Regions from separate parts of the Homo sapiens genome. Here region 2 is linked to region 1. Evidence: chromatin contacts called from ENCODE Hi-C data. All regions are on one chromosome and are shown on one strand. Each heading gives the region's core, a stretch centred on a gene start or an enhancer-like site at or near the end of the contact. The rest is flanking DNA. Distances are from core to core; before and after follow the strand shown. Region 1 holds the start of LINC00951 (long intergenic non-protein coding RNA 951). Region 2 overlaps LRFN2 (leucine rich repeat and fibronectin type III domain containing 2).

Evidence for each region. A loop is a pair of places that touch in the nucleus more often than their neighbours do.
Region 2: a map of astrocyte of the cerebellum shows a loop between it and region 1 (6-fold over the local background). The contact joins the enhancer-like site here to the promoter of LINC00951 in region 1. A Hi-C loop is called at or near these places in 2 of 168 maps with a recorded cell type or tissue (CD8-positive, alpha-beta T cell and astrocyte of the cerebellum).

The regions. Positions count from the first base shown.
Region 1 is chr6:40,353,445-40,360,960 of GRCh38, reverse strand. LINC00951 (long intergenic non-protein coding RNA 951) reads left to right here and starts at 4,955. Exons shown (of 3, transcript NR_038887.1): 1 at 4,955-7,516. RefSeq lists a silencer at 837-1,131 and an enhancer at 582-1,207.
Region 2 is chr6:40,422,474-40,429,989 of GRCh38, reverse strand. The region is part of intron 2 of LRFN2 (leucine rich repeat and fibronectin type III domain containing 2); the gene reads left to right. Among named protein-coding and RNA genes, the nearest start is that of TDRG1, 48 kb to the right of the region's middle. Within about 2 kb of position 4,274, at least 5 of the 41 ENCODE cell types and tissues checked have a DNase peak (open chromatin) inside an H3K27ac peak, as active enhancers do.

The sequences.
Region 1 (7,516 bases), core at 3,706-6,205:
GGTTTCCTTAATGGTAGGGAAACATGTGCTAAGCTAACTCTCCAATCTCCCACCTGAGAAACAGGATGGAGATGAGTGCATTTGCCAATTTTAGATTCATGGCCTCAATGTGAATCACATATCAAAATTCATGAATGATGTCCTAGAAGGAGCTCAGAGAGCAATCAGTTCCTGATTCTTCTACTTAGTAGAAAACCCAGAGTTACTTCCTCCTGAAAACAGCATTAATGGGGAACATCAACTATGGAAGGTTCAGTTTCAAGGATAACCTTGGAGGAATCTGGAGGACTGTCCTGTGGGAGGTGGTCAAGGTCTGCTTTGTATTGCTTTAGGAGCGGTGAGAGAAAGACATAGGGACATGGATTTTGAGTGAGCATAGGAAAGAATGTCAGAGGACCGCAAAAGGCTGTTGTGTGAGGTAATGAAGTCTTTCTCCCAGGGAGTCTTATTTCTTCATTAAGTGGCTGGACATCATGATGTCAGGGGTGTTGGGTAGGAGATTCCTGGGTCAGCAGGAATTACCAGATGGTCTCCGTGCCAATGCCAAGTTGACCATTCACCTTCTCTCACTATCCAAGCTTACTCTGTCAAGAAATCTTGTCCATTCTACCTTCGACATATATTCAGAACCCAAGCCTTTCTAACTTCCTCCACCTCAATCACCCTGGATCAATAAACAATTTTCTCTCTCCTGAATTACTTTAATAGCCTTTTAGATGACTTTTCTGCTTCCTTCTGGCCCCACTCCCCTATCCCAATCTATTTTCAATAGCAGTCAGATGGATCCTGTTGAATTATAAATTAGATAATACCACCCTGCATCAAGCTCCACATTGATGCCCCATCTCACTCAGAGTAAAAGCCAAAGTCCTAATCACAGCCTACACGGTCCATGTGACCTGCTGCCTCTCCTGCCCATCTCCAATTTCATCCTCAACTGCATTCCTTGCCACCTGCAGTCCTGCTCACAGGCTCCTGGCTTTCCCTCACACCTGCCAGGAACACGCCCTCATCTCTTAGAGAGTGATGGCAATTTCCATTCCAGGAATGCCTCAGGTATTTGGAGAGGTCACTTTTTTTTTTTTACCTTCTCTTCAGATGTCATTACCTATTCAAAGAGGTCCTGCCTGTCCACCTTTATCAAAAAGCATTCCTATCCTTTTACCTTCCTGAATTTTTCACAATGGTACTTATTACCCACATATTATATATGATATTACTTGTTTATATTGTTACTGCCTTGCCTGACAGTAGTTTTGTCTGTTTTTTCATTGCTGTATACCCAGTGTCTAGAAGGGGCCTAGCACAGAATCAGTGCTCAAGAAATATTTGTTACATGAATGAATAAGTGAATAGGTGTGATTGTGTTTTTACAGGGATACGGGACAATGTGACAATAAGCCAGGGCTTGACTCCTTCCTTCTGGAGGGAGGAGAAGGACTTGATAGGGCTTTACCATTTTACTGTGTTCTGTTCCAGGTAAGATGAAGTAAACACATGGCAGCCTCTCTCTCCCACTGACGATACAACCTTGATAGAGGGCATGGTGGAGCTAATTGAATGATCCGAACAGTAAATACCAGCAAGTAGATGGGTGAAAACAGCCAGGATTCCAAGTACCACAAAACTGGTGTTGAGTTGTGCACACTTTTTCCTCTGGAATCTCTTGAGCAGAACTCAGCATGACCTGAAACCCAGGAGTGAGCCGCACAGTGCCGACAATGAGATGCAGAAGAAAACCTCTGGTTCTGGCTGAAGCAGTGGACAAGGAGACTCTTGAAACTCAGAGCCTGGGGGCACCCCTGATAGTGTTCTTTACTTTCTCTCCCTTCTCACATTCCAGCCACCAGAGAATGCAAGAGAGGAGTAGCAGTGGCAGTAAATGTGGCATCAACAACAACAACAAAAAGCAGGGACTAGGACTCTGAGGAAGGGAAGCCTATATTCTGGCCTCAGGGTGCTCTTTCTTCCTGCCTAGGGGTCATATACCACCTGTGGGCACCTCAGGACTCCTGACAACCTCACTTTTACCTGTTGCCTTTTTAGCCCAGGATCAGTAGGTATGGGGGTGCACATGCTCTTGAGGACACAGCAGCTGTCACATCAGGGAACCCGACTCCAGAACCCTCTGTAAATATCCCATGGCTTGGCCCTGCCCATCACCCCACCCAGGCCTCCTCAAATGAGGAGCTAAAGCTGGCCCATGGGGCCAAAGTGCAGAGGGTAGGGATAATGAGCCACTGGCCTTCTAGAACCTGGCATGGTCCCTGAGTCAGCCATGACACAGGCAGGGGAGGAGGGTGGGGCTGGGATAAAGCTGGATCTCAAGGGAGTTAGATTTGTTCAGCCTAGGGGAGGGGAGCAGAGGAGATGCTCTAAGATGTGGCTTTACCAAATGTTTCAAGGACACGGATGGACCAAGCAATGGCACCTGTGATGAAAGATTGAAGCCCAGGAGGTGGGGCTCCTGCTAATCTCACTTGACTATTGTAAGGCTCCACAAAAAGCAAGGTTCTTAGCAATGTAGATGGGGCTTTATGGGTAGGAAAGGGAGAAACTGGTATTTCTTTACGCAACTTCTGCTAAGCACCTCATATGTGCTATGATAACTAATCCTCACTAAGCCCATGACACAAAGATTCATGTTTTAGATGAACAAGCTAAGATATAAAAAAGTTAAACAAGAGACATCCAAGGTCACAGTCCTAGTAAGGGACAGGGCTGAGTAAGCCTTCAGTAAATATATTCTCCTACCCCAGTATAAAACCCAGAAAAGTCTTTAATGTCCCAAGTCACGGATCCTAACACATGGGCCATGAACTTTAGAACACAGAGCCCAGCAGCAATGTGAGGGAGACGTAGAAATCAAAACAACTCACATTTAGTAACTTGCTGAATGCTAGACAGTCTTCCCCATGTTGTGAGAAATGAAAGAACATAGCCCCATGACTTTGAGGTCTTTACAAGCCTCCCTGAAGAACTAGCTTCTCGAGCTGACAGACAGGCATGTTTTCACAAATTTACCAGGTACCTGTGACTCTGAGGAACACACCGCCTGGGCAAGGATGGATTGGCCAGAAAATCACTCAGTCCAAGGTAGTTCTTACAGCCAGAAGAATTCACGGGTGCTCTTAGTGGTTCTCAGACCTGCTTGTCTCATTTATTGAAGCTCAACTAATGCCTTGAAGGGGAAGAAATTAGCTTTCCATCCAGTTAGGAATGACTGTTGTGGCCTGGCGCAGTGGCTCACGCCTGTAATCCCAGCACTTTGGGAGGATGAGGCGGGAGGATCACGAGGTCAGGAGTTCAAGACCAGCCTGGCCAATATGGTGAAACCCCATCTCACTAAAAATACAAAAATTAGCTGGGCGTGGTGGCACGCGCCTGTCATCCCAGCTACTCAGGAGTCTGAGGGAGAAGAATCGCCTGAACCCGGAGGCGGAGGTTGCAGTTAGCAGAGATTGCGCCACTGCACTCCAGCCTGGGCAACAAAGCGAGACACCTTCAAAAAAAAAAAAAAGAATGACTGTTTTTTCTGAGGACCAAGGAGGCCTGAGGGAGCAAACTCCTTTGGAGTTTCGGGGATGTGGTTGTGTGAGCTTGTGGGGGAGGGCAAACAGTGTGGGCTATAGGGTGGTGGCCTGGGAAGAACAAGAAGGTCCTTCAGCAGCCTAGATAGGGGGAAGCTGCTTGTCTCTTCGTGAGTGAGGAAGGTGGGGTTTTATTCTATGACCTTAATTTGTAAAATTCCTTAATTTGTAAAATGGCATTGGAGAAATATCTAGCTCAGGGGATGGTATACTGATAAACTGTGAAGTGCTAAAGTAATTAAATGCATAACACAGACTTGGAGAAGTGGAAGTGCTAACGGCCTCCATTATATTAATTATATGCATCACTGAGCACATTGTAATCAATGGCAGCATATTAATGATAACATTGGGCATATTGGGTTCTAGAATCACTGAACTGGCACAGCAAGTATTTCAGAGGCCATCCAGCCTGGTCTTCCTTATCTGAGGTTAGAATTCTCTGTGAGATATTTGTGCTAAGGAGTACCAATATTTTCCTCAGTAATACTGGGCATGTTGAATATCAGAGTTCATCCAGGGCCTGGGAGAGTGGGAAATCCTGCCTGTCCCCCATGAGTCTTCCCCAGGTTGACCAGATCCACTCTTGCCCTCCTAGATCCCTGAGAACCGACAGATTTGGCATCCAGAGTGGGCTGTGGTCATCATTTGAAAGGAAAAACCAGCTATGAGTCAGGGCTTAGACTGGAGAAAATTTCTAAGGAGGTGGGGCCAGCTGCTTACTTCCCCCAGGCCCAGCAGGAAATTGAGCCTCACTGTCCCAAATGTGAACTGAAAGGCATCCAAGAGCCCTTGATATAACTTCAGACATAAACGACATAAGCACAGGGTCCCAATTCCCTGGGAGTCACCTCCCCACCCACATGAAGATGGCACTGCTGCCACAGTCATCTGTGACCCAAGAGTCATCCTTTCCACTATTCTTGGTACAATTACCAATAAACCACAGCAGGGAAACCATACCCCATAGCTCTCCCCAGCCTTGCCCAGTGTGCCAGTGGTGAAGAAGCCATTCCTTAGTGTTCTAGAACCCCCTCTGCAAAACATAATTATGCATAAGAAGATGGTCCCCACTCCCAGCAAATCACAGCTCTGCTCTAGGGAGCCTGCAGGGTAACAGGAGGCCATCGCTCCTCTAGGGGAGATGGGAGTCCCTCCCTTTTATTCTCATCCCGCTTCTCTCTCAGGTACAGTCCACCTGGTTGTAGTGGAAAGTAACAATAAACTCTTGTCTTAATCCACTTCACCCCCAAGTACAACTTCAAGCAGTAAGAAATACAATATAAAACCTTCATTCAAGAACCCTGTTCTCCCCACCCTGATGCAAGGGTGGCTCTGTTGGAACAAGAGTGGCTGCCCAGGCCCTTTGAACCATGGGAGAAGATGTTCTGGGGTCAACTTCAAGACAGGGCTGGCAGTACTGGGACACTTGGCTGAGAAACAGGGGGCCTGCCCAGGTAAAGAGCTTCCCCCCATGGACGTAAATGGAGGGTCACAGCTGAGCTTCAGGAAGGGAAGGAAAGGAAAAGAAGGAGCAAGGAGTATGGGGGCACACTTTCTCCTCATACTGGGATTCCAGCTCACATCCCAGTCCTTCCCAGTGAGCAGTCATGAGAACCTCACCCTGAGAAAGGAGGCAGCGATGGGGCTTTTCTCTAGGTGCCCTAGCTCTCCCTCTCCACTGAAGTTGGAGACTAGACACTGGTGGTGGAGGGGCAGAAACTTAGGCCCCAGGTCCTATGAGCAGATCCCTCTACAGGTACCTGGGGCTCAGATGGTATAAGACAGGAAGGAGGGAGCCTGGGTAGGGTCAGGTGGTGGCTCCCCACAATTAGAAAACATGGCTTTTCTGCATGCATTTCTTTGGATGGGTGAGGTGGTCTCCTGCCCTGTATTCTTGCTTGACCAATAATCACAGGCTTTGATTCTTGTGAAAGAACAAGAAAGTCAGGAGACATCTGGAACAAAGGCAGCAGCAGGAAGAGCAACACAGATGCAATATAGTGTCAGGTATAGCCCGGCTTACTGTCCCCAACTAGGCAGCAAGATCAATCAGCCTCCCTCACAGAAACCAGCAGAATGGGGCATTGTGATTTTGATGATTTTTTTATTGTATTGAGAACACTTCACTTGAGATCTCCTCCCTTAACAAGTTTTTAAGTGTACAATAAGCTATTGTTAACTACAACAATGTACAACAACATTGTACAGCAGATTTCTAGAATGTATTCACCTTGCATGACTGAAACTGTGTACCTATTGAATAACAACTCTCCATCTCCCCCTCCTCCCAGTCCCTGGCAACCACCATTCCACTCTCTGCTTCTGGGAGTTTGACTATTTTAGATACTCCATATAAGTGAAATCCAGCAATCCTACTCCTGGGTATTCATCCAAAAGAATTAAAATCAGGTTCTCAGACATGCACTTCCATGTTGATTGCATTATCCACAACAGCCAAGATGTGGAGGCAACCTTGGTGTTCATTAACGAAGGAGCGGTTAAAGAAAAGTGGAATATACATGTAACGGAGTAGAATTCAGCCTTAGCAAAGAAGGAAATCCTGCCATATGCAACAACATGGGAAGTGGTGAGGGCTTTCACTAGAGGTAGGGGTGGAGAAGGAAGCTTCTTAGGGTAGTTTAAGGAGGTAGGAAGCAACATCACAGTTTGGCCACATCTCCTTCCTGTAGGAAATACAAAATCCAAAGAGACACAAAGAGAAGAGAGAAAGAAAATATAGCAAACATTCTAATGCCATCTTTGCTACTGGACTTGTACACGTTTTACTGCCATTTCTCATTTCACCCTCAGAATAACCTCTGAAGAGGTCATTGTAGTTCCCATTTTACAGACAAGGTCTCTGGGCTGGTAGAAGGCCTGGGTAGGATGGTTATTCATGAGCTGAGAAGGAGAATCTCAGACCACCACAGTGGGTGCTCTCAGGACCATTCCAAGGCTTTCTGGCTAAGAGTCCAGGGGAACATCACCTGGGGCTAGGGAAGAGCTTTTGGAACCAAGAGCTCCAAAGGCTGGGATTGCCCAAGAGGACAAGGGGGAGGGGCATGTTGGGCACCTTGCAGTGTGGTGATTCCAGAGGCATGCACCCTGGCTTGCCAAATGTCTCAGAGGGCTTGGGCTCCACAGGCCCTCTGCTATGGAGAGCTTTTCTCAGCCCTTTCCACCTACTACATGATTCTAGGAATCTTCTTCTGTGGAAGGAGGAGCTTTGGGAATCTGCTGGGCTGCAGAGGTAGTCCCCATCCAGCTCTATGCCACTAGTGACAGCTCCAGAGTTTTGCTCTCACCAACACCCACATGCTTCTGCTCTATAAAGATATCATATTTACATATTGACCTTCTTGCCCCTCCTACTGTATGAACCACACTCACAAATGCACACACGAAGGCTTTGAGCAGCATTGAAATTGATCAAGCCTGAGTATCATAGAACAAGTGTCCTATCTGCTAGAGTTTGGCTGTACCTTGACCTCAGATATCTGCCATTCAGAATGGAATGCCCAGCTCTGGGCAGGCACTGGATCAGAACAACCATAAGCTTAGGCATCTGCTTCTCCCTCTTTCTCCACCTCCATGTCAAGGGCACCCCCTCACTACAAACTGGGCCTGGGGTGGTGGTATAAGGCATGGGGCAGGGAACTGGGAAGCTCCCTCCACCCCATCTGATTTCAGACCTGCCTCCTCAGTGCCCCATGTGTGACCCAGCTATATTTAGCAAGCTCAATTCAGTAACTAGAGCAACTGGTCTAGCGCCCTCCCCTTCCAAGGACTCTGAAGGGGCCAGTTTCTCACACCTTTTAATCATCTTCCATTTCTCCAGGCAACCAACACAAAAGGCCTGGACCAGGTGGTGGAGATGCTGGGGCTCCTACACAGAGGCTCTATTTTCTGTTTGCAGTCTTCCA
Region 2 (7,516 bases), core at 3,025-5,524, 70 kb before region 1:
AATCCCACCATCCAAAGTTAATAAGAGAAATTTGGAAGGTGTCTGAGTTCATTCAAATGGTATTTATAATCAATCCAGTGTATATTCTGTATCTTAATTCTTCCCACTCAACATTACAGCTTGCTTAGTTCCCATGGTATTAAAATATTTTTTATTTGGCTGTATTATAATTTATTTAACTAATCTCCTATTATGGAACATTCAGGTGGTTTCTCATTTTTCATTATTAAAAGTAATACAGTGAGGGATATTTTTGCCCATAAATATATTTGTGCAACTTCAGTGATTTCCTTAGCATATTTTTCTAGGAGTTGAATTACTGGTTTATGGGTAAATTATAATCTTTATACATTACATATAAATATTTACCCTTTCACCAGTGGAAGTACTCATTTTGATCACACTTTTGCCAATATTGAATATATAATTACTTTCATCTTTGCCAATTTGAGAGGTGAAAAATGGCACTTGCTTTAATTTGCATTTCTTTGCTAACTTATGAGGTTGACCTTTTGAAAATAAATATATTTCTTTACTTGTGAATTTATTATATGGTCATGATTTTGATAAAAAGTGTAAAGGCAAAAAGCTACCAGCTCTGCAGTTTGCACAGGGAAACGCAGTTCGTGAGGGGGAGAGAAGATGTTGGATGCCAGAAGGCAACACACTAGCATTGCCAAAATGGCGCAGCTTGCCAGGGGTCTCAAAGATACTGGGAGGAGGAGGACAGGGCTTGGGGTAGACTCCTGTAATCACTCAGGTGGGAATTCAAATTACTTTTATTTGATGATTGAGAACCTGGAGACACTAACTTTCTAAGAATAATGTAAATTAAATGGAAACATCAGAAAACTTGGAATAAAAAAAATGCAGCTAACAATGGTGACTTCTCAGGGCTGGTTATGCAGATAAGAGGAGATACAGTGTGGAAATCCTCCAAATAGTGGGAGCACATAGTAGTAAACACTCAAGGAATACAGATTATTATTATCAATACTAGTAGTAGTACTAGTAGCAGAGTAGTAGCAGTGAGGATAATAGTAGTATAAAATAAGACTAGCATCACATCCACCATCCTGGGGAATAAAATGGAAGAGGAAGTTTAGATATACAATTCAGTCTTCTCTTTAAGAAGACAAATTTCCAAAATTTTTGAGAAAAAAGTAAGCGTTGAGTCTGTAGCCAGATAATGGTAATAGCAATCACTGACAAACATTACTGCCAGGCTACTATGTGTTTGATGCTTAGCTTTTACAGGCAGTATCTCATTTAATCCTTCTGGATATATGAAGAAGCATAAAAGACCAAGAGAATTAAAAAATAAAATTCTTCCAAGATCACACAGCAGAAAGAGGCAGGGCTGTGATTTGAACTCCGGCCTCTGGCTTCAGCACCCAGACTCAACCCCTGTGGTCATGCTGCCCACTGTCCTAAAAGGGGTTATGGCTTGAGAGAAATAGGAGACTCTAATAAAGAATCTGGATTTTTAGAAAATGAATTGTCCTCATTAGAAAGCATGGACACCAGTGGGCACAGGCCTCTCTGCCCTGCTCATTTTAACAGGAAGGTATATAAAAGAAGGGAGGAGAGGTCTGTATCTGAAGATGAGTATTAAAGAGGAGCACATGCTGTACAGAGAAAGCTAAATGCAGCCATAGAGGGCTTTTTAGTCCATGTTTATGTCCAAGAAGAAAAAATGTTGATTGGGAAAGAGGTTACAATGAGAATAGATAAGAAGCAAAGACTTGCAACTTGCAACTTGCCTCCATCTTCCCCAGCAAGGAGAAAAGCAGCAGCAGCAACAGCAGCAATAATAGTACACACCTGCATTGATGGATTATTTGTGCTGGTCACTATTCTAAGGGTCCTATGTGCACTAACTCATTTAGTTCTCACAAACCCTTAGGAGGTAAAAACTATTATTTCACTTTAGATAGAAGAAACTTGCTCAAGGTGTTAAACAGGGGGTAAGTAGCAGAGATGGAATCTGAATGCAGGCAGCCTGTATGTTTGCCCAGAGCCTCAACCTAACAAGACCAATACTATGGAGAGGAATGCCAAAGCCCAACAGGCCTGCATCACAGTGCCGTCTATGAGTTCTGGGTCACCAGGCTCTGATGGGCCCCATGTAGGTGAGTAAGGACTAAAGGAGCAAGTAGATGAGGTTCTCAAGCCTATGGTGGTGATTCTGAGATAGCATGGACAGAGAGATGCCTAAGACAGGAAAGGGGTGAATATTCTGCTTTTCAGGGAATAAACTCTGTAATGCTTAGCATGCTAGGCTGGACATGGAGTCCCTATACAACTCTGGAAAGACTTTCTCAGTAGGTAGCTGTGAGCCCTTGGAAAAGAATGCTAACCTAACATGGGTTCACTAAGGGCAAATCCTGCCAAGTCATTGAACCATGTCTTCAGGAGATGCTGTGGACCAGTAGTTCTCAACCTTTTTGTCTGCCTCCTTGCCATTCATGAGGGCAGGTGCTTCTCAGGGACATGCCCCCTTGCATAGTGACTCTCGGCTGGACCAGCATCTCTGGAGTGACAGGTCCAGTTGGAAAAAGTCCTAGGAGTTTCTGCTGGCTGTGAGTCACTACCATAAACAGAGCACGTCACAGTCATACAGGACATTTGGCGAACTCTCATGCTGTCTTGGGACACAAGGGAGAAATGTAAACTGATGGAGTGAACTTGTAACTGGTCAAATAACCAGACTGATTAATAAATTGATGTAAATATGCCAGAAAGCCTTTGGCTTCTGCCTCAACATCTGTTCCATTTCTGTACTGCCAGTGTATTTTCTAATTAAGATTGATAACTACACAGAAAATAGGCTTGGCCAATTGTCATGTCAACAAAACTATCAATCAATTAATCATCTATCTTCACTTTGGTTCAAGGAATCAATTGCAATTGCACAAGTTCAAGGTAAGGAAAATCTGGCTCATCTGAAATTCTGTGTGCCTAGGTTCAGAGTTGTAGTTGATCTTGAGGATGTTATGGCCACAATGTGATGGAGCTGGTGAGAGACCCCTGTCATTTTTAGTTGCGCTAATGGAAGTATAGTGGTCAGATCATGAGAGGTTATGGTTCTGCTGAGTCATTCTAGCTGGTCAGAGCAGAGCTTTAATATGTTTAATCTGGGATGGCACAGTCTTGGGATTCATGTTTACAGGCTGCAGTGTATCCAGAGGAGGGCTGATGAGAATGAGGTTCTGGAAGCTCATGTGAAATGGGAGAAGTTTACCTTGGAGATTAGAGGACTTAGAAAAGAACTCATGGCTCCTTTAACTTATTCGAAGTATTTGTGGGTGGAAAAGAGGAAAAGACATACACGCACACATATAGACACATGCGTGCATGGAAGTAGGCATTGGCCCGTTACAAAAACAAAATTCCAACAGCAACAGCCTTACACATGTCTCTCATTGCTCTCCATCTGGCTCCGAAATGATTTGGCTTTGTATCTATCTTCCTCTCGCTAGCATGTGATATTCATGCATGCTCATCTCCATGTCCTCAGCCCTTGGTAAGTCCTGGTCCAAAGTAGCTATAGAGTCAACATTTGGTGAACTGGACAGACTGGAAATAAAGATCAAAGCTGCCCAACAGCAGATTAAAGTAAAAGCTGCCACAAAGTAGTGAGCTGCCCATACCAAAAGGGTTCAGTAGAACCTGGCTGACTCCATTCCAGGGATACGAAGCAGGCAGTCTGACTTTCAGGCAGGAGTGAAAACATTTAACTTAAATTATCCCAGCTCTCATCGTGTGTGGATCTACTTGAGACTTTCAGAATCCCATGATCAACATAATATGGCTTCCACTGTTGCTAAATTCACCTACTTTTACTAGTTGGGGGCACTGTGTCAGCTTGCCTCCTGGAGTTAAGGTGCATTTAAGCTCCAGGGCCTGGGGTCAGAGACAAAAATCTTGGCAGAGGCCCAGAGAACCCAACCAGACCTGGACATAGGCCATTGACAGGTCACCAGTGACCCACCTCGAGGTTTCACAGAAACCCCAAAGAGCTAAGAGCAATGTCTGAAAACATCAGGGTCTAGTCTACATACCAGGAAGGAGGAGCAGAGGCATGGATCACCCCAAATCATGGATAACTCAGACCAGATTTGAATTAGGCTGTATAAAACAGTGCTTTGCGCTTTTTTCAGCTAATAAGCTCCATCATTATTTAACAGTCCTGGCTGCACTCCCAAGCTGCTTGCTCTTCCTGAGTACACACAGCTGAGCCCTGCAGGCAGGCGCTGTGACACACTGGAGACAGACAGTCCACCAGCAGGGCCTGGCCTGTTTCCTTTGTGACTAGGGAGGGCTGACTATCATGTCCCTCAATGCCAGGGCCCAGCCTGTCAGGAAGGGGCTGGCACTAATGGTGACAGCAACAAAGGGGAGAGAAGTCAATGAGGGGTAGGGGAAGTTTGGGAGAGGGAAGTCAGAAAGGCAGCCTCCTCTGCCACCCTGGAGGGAGCAACAGTTCACCCCAGCTTGGCTTCATCCCTGGGGTGACATGGAAAGTTAAATGCCCTGCATGTCATTATCAGCCCAAGTGACATTCACAAACACTTGTCTCTAAGAGTTGTCAAGAACATCTGTCACCAGGCGTGATGTTGGAATGATCCCCAGGAGAGCCAGGGGAAGAGCAGGCATGCTCCTAAGGCAGTCAGCCGGGATGCAGCCATGCCTTGTGTTGCTTGTTATGCTGCCCCCATCCTTGTGTAGAAAAGTGAGGGGCTATAAGGAGAGAGACCCTGAAGATGGAGAGATGACAGCCACCCCAGCCCCTGTCGCGCCCTATCTGCAGGCTCCCTTTCCCATGCCATGTTCTTCCATGATTGTTAGACACATGTCCTGTCCTGGGAGACTGGACCACCCTACTGAGTTTTGCAGGGCTGGGGCAGGGGGCTGCATCTTTTACTGCTGCTCTGTCTCCTATCTGGGGAAAGGACAAGAGGGCAGATTCAGCAAGTTTTCACCCCATCAGGACCTTACCACTCCACACCTCAGTGGGGCTGTGGCCTACCCCATGAAAAGACAGCCATCTCTACTGTGGGGTGGAGAAAAATTTGCTAATGAAATCGACATCTCAGGATCTGGGGCCATGGGGAGAAGCTAGTGGGAAGTGGTGTTCTTAAAGGGAGAAGCTGTTAGGGACAGGTGTTCTCTAAAGGGAGTGGGGCATGCCAGGAACAGGACCTGTGAGAGAAGATTCTTTGACTCGGCTGTTTCCCAAGAGGGTCTGGATTCTCCTGGAAGGGTGGGTTGAGTCCCCACAGGCAGAGGAAGAGAATGGTATAGAGGAGGAAATAGGGGTGGACAGGGAGGAAAGGCAGCTCCTTGGTCAGAGCCCGGATCAAAATGAACCTGCCTTGGATTTTATATTTTCTAATTTTTTTTTCACGCTGTTGAAACATGACATCTACAAGAGGGGATGCAGAAGACAATAACGTTAAACCCATTTTATAGATAGTAAAACTAGTCTCAAACAGATTGCGTAGATTTTACAAAGTTATCCAAAGCAAAGACTAAGAAATGTAGTCTTCTACATCCAGCCCTTTCCACTGTGCTATGTACCTGCTGTGGGGCACATCTCGCTAAGGCCCCAAAGACTTTTTATTAAGGCTGGAGACTTGGGGTGGGGACACCAGCTGTAATTTCTCCTTCTGGGGAAGTATGGAGTAGCCTTCTGGAAGTCCACAGGGATTTTCTCTGTCAGCTTTAGTCGAGACTCAGTCTCATACTTCTAAGTTCCAGCAATGTTGGGGAAACAGGGGTGCCAGTGAGAAGCTTGGTTCCACTCCACCACCTGGGATCATCCAGGTAATCAATGGGCAAGATGAGGATTTCTGGTTTACATGTCACCAGGTAAGCCACTGTGAAGTGACAAAGTTGCTAGAGGCATCACAGAAAAAGATGACTCTGGAGTCAGAAGTCCAGGGTAGTGATTAGGATGAACAGAAAACTCAACTAGTATGACTTAAACTCATAAGGGTTTATAACATCTCATGTAAAAGAAGACCAGTGGAAGGGAATTTAGGACTGGTTTTCTGGGTAGCATGGTCATCAGGAGCCCAGTTCCTTCTGTCTTTCTGTCCTACCATCCTCAGCACACAGTTTCTGTCCTTAAGGTCACTTAAAAGCACAAAATTGTTGCTAGAGCACCAGTGATCCCATCGCCCTTTTATGCAATAGGAAAGATGGAAACAAGAAGGGCAAGAAAGCAAAGTGGGGAGTTTCTCAGAATCCCCATCCAATAACTTCTCCTTGCATTTCACTGGGCACACATTTCTGCAAAGGAAGCTAGGAAATGTAGGGTTATTTTTTCCAAGTTAGGCACAATGCACCCTCAGTGATGCAGAGAAGATAGGAAGGCAGGTAGCACATCCACACAACTCCATCATTTACTAGTCCTGGGACAATGGGAAAATCACTTTATTGCTCTCCATCTTTATTTTCTTATATGTAAAATGAGAACAGAGATTCCTTTCTGCATATTTCATAGGATTGTGGTGAGGACTGAAAGAGCTCATGTATTTGAAAGAGCGTTCTTCATAGTTAACAGCGGCATACTGGTTAGCTGAGAGTACTTATGATTACTAGGAGCCTGCCCACTTTTTCTTCTTGGTCCTGTCTTCTAGTCCCTATTCCCCAGCCTGCCTCTTCTGTCTCCATTTTTCAAAACCAACAGAGCTGTAAACTTGGAAAGTGATCTGATGAGGTTTTAAGGGATCAAGGTATAAGGTATAACCCCTTTCAGAAATATTTTCACTTCAATTGGGAGTTCTGAAAGACCCAAAGGAGTGAATCCCTGATGGTGGAGTTTGAAAACCCACAGGAGGTTTGTGCATAGGGGAGATGTTTTTCAGGGCACCTTCTAAGAGCATCTCAAATCATATTACTATCCCCACATCCTGCCTCTCTCACTGTCCTCAAGAAGGTGACACCACTGGGATTCAAAAAGCTTCAGAGCATCTGTTCAGAGGTGACTAATTTCTCCACATGTTATTCCCTTCTCAATTTCCAAAAGCTGTGGCTGGAGAGAGCTCCAAAGATAAAAAGTAATTAGCAAGAGTAAAGAGATTACAGTATCCAGTCTCCCTCTTTTCTGAAATGAAGCTTTTTCCCCCTCCAGTAAGAGATAACAAGAGAACCAGTCCAATTAATTGTACATACGTTTGGTTAGTTTGGAGATGGGAGTGAGGATATCGTTTATTCCATACCAGGAAAACACCAAAAAGGGCTTACAGAGGGATGGGGTTAGGCCTGGAAGAGTGCCTGGGACTTGGGGACAATGCTGTAGTGGTGGCCATCAAAACAACACCAAACACTTATCTCACAACTGAACTTTCCCAGGCGTGTGCGTATTCACAGAACCCAGCTCTATTCAGCCTCATTAACAGCCCAGGTCAGACCAGGAGTGGGGAAGGTATGGAACTCAGGCATTCTGACCCCGAGTCCAGGGCTTCCTACCACCCATGTTTCCCAACCCTGACTGTGTTTTGGAACC